2 separate regions of the Homo sapiens genome follow, and region 1 is linked to region 2. A link is an interaction called in ENCODE POLR2A ChIA-PET data of the cell type or tissue named here. Cell type or tissue: B cell. All regions are shown on one strand.

The links. ChIA-PET counts read pairs that join two places held together with the same protein. Peaks named below come from ENCODE experiments on the same cell type or tissue, not always from the same donor. Only the 100,000 strongest peaks of a DNase experiment are listed, where the experiment ranks them.
Region 1: POLR2A ChIA-PET joins it to region 2 with 18 read pairs; 4 of 35 experiments call an interaction of 5 or more read pairs at or near these places.

The regions. Positions count from the first base shown.
Region 1 is chr19:7,344,410-7,346,909 of GRCh38, forward strand. No RefSeq gene overlaps it. Among named protein-coding and RNA genes, the nearest start is that of ARHGEF18, 3.3 kb to the right of the region's middle. RefSeq lists an enhancer at 475-544. In B cell, no CTCF peak of the experiment used is centred here; DNase peaks (open chromatin) are centred at 762, 1,462 and 2,422; H3K4me3 peaks cover 2,330 bases; H3K27ac peaks cover 2,500 bases.
Region 2 is chr19:7,457,926-7,460,425 of GRCh38, forward strand. ARHGEF18 (Rho/Rac guanine nucleotide exchange factor 18) reads left to right here. Exons shown (of 29, transcript NM_001367823.1): 19 at 587-765; 20 at 1,978-2,069. Among named protein-coding and RNA genes, the nearest start is that of PEX11G, 30 kb to the right of the region's middle. In B cell, no CTCF peak of the experiment used is centred here; no DNase peak of the experiment used is centred here.

The DNA of each region.
Region 1 (2,500 bases), 110 kb before region 2:
ACAAAGTTGCCTTTATACTCCTTAAATGTATACACATTTTAAAAATCATTTTTTAAATTTAAAAAAATGGTTAAGGCCAGGCACGGTGGCTCACGCCTGTAATCCCAGTACTTTGAGAGGCCGAGGTGGGCAGATCTCTTGAGGTCAGGAGTTCGAGACCAGCCTGGCCAACAGGATGAAACCCCATCTCTACTAAAACTACAAAACATTAGCCAGGTGTCGTGGCAGGTGCCTGTAATCCCAGCTACTCAGGAGGCTGAGGCAGGAGAATTGCTTGAACCTGGGAGGCGGGGGTTGCGGTGAGCCGAGATCGTGCCACTGCACTCCAGCCTGGGCAGCAGAGCGAGACTCCGTCTCAAAAACAAACAAACAAAAAAGGTAAAAGGGTAAATGTTATGTTATGTGTCTTTTCCCACCAACGCAAGCAGTAAAGGGTAGAGCAGGTGGTGGCCCTCCCTGCGGGCTGGACGGGGTGGTGGAGGGGAAGGAAGGGAGCCAGGTGTGCACAGCCGAGGGGTGGCCTCTGCATTCGGCCTTAAGGCCAATATCAGGTGTCCGGGGCGCAGTGGGGACAGAGGCCAGGGTTCAGAGAGTGGGGAAGCGTGGACAGGAAGTGTGGACGGTACTCCCAAACAGCACAGAGTATTTCTACAGCACAGAAATATTTCACTCTGCTATGTCTCTATCAAAAGTGGGAGAAAAGGGCAGGTGCGGTGTGTCGTATTTGTAATCCCAGCACTTTGGGTCCTGTGACAGTCCTCCTCCGCCTGGCTCCAGCCACACCTGCTTCCTTCTGTTCCTCAAACACCCCAAGCTCAGTCTTGCCTCCAAGCCTTTGCCCTGGCAGTTTTTACCACCCAGAATAACTTTCCCCTAGATTTTTTTTTTCTCACTCTATCACCCAGGTGGGAGTAGGGTGGCACAATCTCGGCTCACTGCAGCCTCTGCCTCCCAGATTCAAGTAATTCTCCTGCCTCTGTGTCCCGAGTAGCTGGGATTACAGACAGACGCCACCACACCCGGCTAATTTTTGTATTTTTAGAAGAGATGGGGTTTCCCCATGTTGGCCAGGCTGGTCTTGAACTACTGACCTCACGTGATCCACCCGCCTCGGCCTCCCAAAGTGCTGGGATTACAGGCGTGAGCCCCCACGCCCAGCTAGACATTGATTTATATGCCTGACTTCTTCTGAGCTTACAGATCTCAGCTCAAATGGCCTTCCCTGACCTTCCCAGCTAAAGCATCAACCTCCCCCACCCACTCTATCGCATCACTCTGTTTACTTCCTGTTGCGGCAATTCACAGCACCTGAATTTATCTCCTAGGTGTGTTTCCTGATTCACTGTTTGCCTCCCCCAGCTGGAGCTCCTGCAGGGCGGGGGTTTGTGTCTGTCTTGTTCACCGTGATCCCACACCTGCCACAGTGCCTGGCATACAGTAGGTGCTCGATAAATGCATGTTGCCTGAAAGAAATAATCAACTGGTTACAGAATGGGTGTGTGCAAATCTGTGTATATCTGTGTCTCCTTGTGTTCTGTGTGTGTCTCGTTGGTGTGATTCTGGGGATGGCCCCACCTGTGTCCCCAGGGACAAGCGCGGCGCTATGGGCCAGTGAGTGTTTGTGGTGAGGGCTTTCCGGGTCTGTGTGTTAGTGATTTTGAGTGGTCCCGTGGCAACCGGTGTGCAAGTCAGTGTCTCCAGAGGTGTTCTCAGAGGTGGCCAGCATCTGCTCTTTTTTGTTGTTGTTGTTTTGTTTTTGTTTGTTGTTTAAGATGGAATCTCACTCTGTTGCCCAGGCTGGAGTGCAGTGGCATGATCTTGGCTCACGGCAACCTCCGCCTCCCGGGTTCAAGCCATTCTCCTGCCTCAGCCTCCCGAGTAGCTGGGATTACAGGCACATGCCACCACACCCGGCTAATGTTTATATTTTTAGTAGAAATGGGTTTTCACCACGTTGGCCAGGCTGGACTCAAACTCCCGACCTCAGGTGATCCACCTGCCTCGGCCTCCCAAAGTGCTGAGATTATAGGCATGAGCCACCGCGCCTGGCCAGCAGCATCTGCTCGTGTGTGTGTGTGTGTGTGTGTGTGTGTGTGAGTGTTCTGTGTGACTGTGGCTGTGAGTCCACATGTGTGTCGGGGTGTTTGTTGTGTATGTGTGTCTGCATGCCCATTCTGCATGTCCACATGACACTGCATGCTCCTGTGTGAAGTTGTGCCCATGAGCACACGTGTCTGTGTTTGCGTATCCTTGTGTGTCCTCTGGGTGTGTCCTTGAGCTTTGTGTTCCAGGAGCCTGCAGCCCTGTTGTGCAGCGCTGTTGTGCTCTGTTGTGCACGTGCATGTGTCTCGTGTCCTCTGTGTGTGGGGTGGCTCCTACATGTAGTTGTGCACACTTGTATCTGCCTCTGTGAGTCCCTGTGCCTATGTGTGACCATGTGTGAAGTGTGATTGTGCAGTATCCCAAAACCATCTGTGTGCACCGCTGTGCAGTAGTGTGC
Region 2 (2,500 bases):
CTTTCTCGTGTGTATGTGCATTGCCGACTATTTAAAAAAAAATTTTTAAGCTGATGAAATTGACACATTATCGGGATACTAAGGGGCAAGATGGCTCACTCCTGTCATCTCAGCACTTTGGGAGGCCGAGATAGGAGGATCACTTGAGCCTAGGACTTCAAGACCAGCCTGGGCAACATAGTGAGATCCCATCTCTACAAAAAATACAAAAATTAGCTGGGCCTGGCGGCACGTGCCTATAATCCCAGCTACTCAGGAGGCTGAGGTGGGAGGATCACTTGAGCCCAGGAGGTCAAGGCTGCAGGGAACAATGATTGCACCACTGCACTACAGCCTGGGTGACAGAGCAAGACCTGGCCTCCAAGATAGTTTAAAAAAAAAAAAAAAAAAAAAAAGGTTTCTAGGATTTCACTGCAATAGTATCTTTTTTCCCCCAGATGGCAAAATATTTCCGCTTTGAATTGTTTGAAAAGAAATGAGGAGCGTGACCCCCACTCTTAGTTCCCCTCACCAGGCCCTTGACCTCCCTGCTGTTTGGGTGCTGTGGGGTAAAGGGTGACCTCCCCAATGCCCTCTACTCATGCAGGACTCAAAGCCACCCGTCATCTCGTTACAAAAGCTCATCGTGAGGGAAGTGGCCAACGAGGAGAAAGCGATGTTTCTGATCAGCGCCTCCTTGCAAGGGCCGGAGATGTATGAAATCTACACGAGCTCCAAAGAGGACAGGAACGCCTGGATGGCCCACATCCAAAGGGCTGTGGAGAGGTGAGGAGGGCCTGGGGGTCTCCCCACCCACTGTGTTCCTTCCGCTGATTGGTCCACCCTTGGCTTCGACCGTTGGCCATCAGCTGTGACCTTGAACTCCCTCATCCCAGCTTGGGACCCATGACGCCATTCCAGCTCCTTCTGATGACTCAACCTGTTGGACGTTGAGGCCAACGGGCCCAGAAAGGCAGCTGTAACCTGGGCCTTTCTGCATGCGTGGGCCACTGCACCTGCCATGGCGGGCTCTCTGCATTCTAGGGCCAGATTTGTTGGAGCAGGGCATGGCATCTTGTCCTTCCTCCTTGGGCCGAGCACCCCTCAGGGCCCAGAACCAGCTGGCTTCCCCTCCCTCTCTTTATTTTTTATTTTTTTGAGACAGAGTCTTGCTCTGTCACCCAGGCTGGAGTGCAGTGATGCAATCTCGGCTCACTGCAGCCTCCGCCTCCCAGGTTCAAACGATTCTGCTGCCTCAGCCTCCCCGAGTAGCTGGGATTACAGGCGTGAGCCACTGCGCCCAGCCTATTTTGTTTTGTTTTGTTTTGTTTTTTAGAGTCTGGCTCTTGCTCTATCACCCAGGCTGGAGTGCGCTGGCACAATCATAGCTTATTGCAACCCAAACTCCTGGGCTCAAGCCATCCTACCCCCTCGGCCTCCCAAGTAGCTTGAACTACAGGCATACACCACCACACCCAGCTAGATTTTTTATTTTTGTAGAGATGGGGCCTCACTGTGTTGCCCAGGCTGGTCTTGAACTCCTGGCCTCAAGCCATCCTCCTGTCTTGGCCTCCCAAAGTGTTGGGATTACAGGCGTGAGCCACCATGCCTGTCCACTCCCTCTCTTGATTCCCGGAGGCTTCCTGGTGCCTTAATCTGGTTCAGACTCCCCCATCCACAGTAGCTGTAGCTCTACGGGGCTTGCAGCCACCCACCTGCACCTGGCAGGTCCTCTGCAAGCCCGCTGTCCCCTGGACTCCTCCTCTAAGTCACAGGCAGGCATGTAAAGCCTCTTCCTGGTTATGCCCTGGCGCTTTGGGGCGGGATGAATGTCAGTGGCTCTCTCTCTTCCCCTCCTCGTCCTCCTGCACCACGAACAAGCTAAATCACTCCCAAAGTCAGAGACGGTCGTGGCGGCTGGTTCTGCAGAACCAGCGTCTGTGCCGAGGCTGGCCTGCCTGGGAAGCACAGTTACCCACCCGACTCCTCTCCCTGCAGCTGCCCTGACGAGGAGGAGGGGCCCTTCAGCCTGCCCGAAGAGGAAAGGAAGGTGGTCGAGGCCCGCGCCACGAGACTCCGGGACTTTCAAGGTGAGCGGGAGACAGCGTCTGGGCACACCCCTTGTGTGGTGAGCCCTGGGCCCTCCATCAGGACTGGCCACAGAGGGTGAACTGCCCCCCAGGTGACCCGGTGTTTTCCCGTGGGCTGTGCCATGTCCTGCAGCTCTGTGAAGCATTAGAACGGGCTGTGCCATGACATAGCGATCTCCAGAGGTCACTTAGCCCTTTGGGGGTATGTGGGAGAGGGAGGGAGGAGAGCCCAGAGGACCTGAGCCCCTTCCAGAGCCGACCACACAGCCACACACGCCACCACCACCCCATCCTCGTGCAGCCAGGAGCTCAACAGGGCATCCCAGTCCCATACGAAGGAATAGCACAGGGTCCCCACAGCCTCCTTCCAGAGCTTCCTCCTCCCTGTTTAATTACACGATTGAGATGTAATTCACACACCACAGCACTCA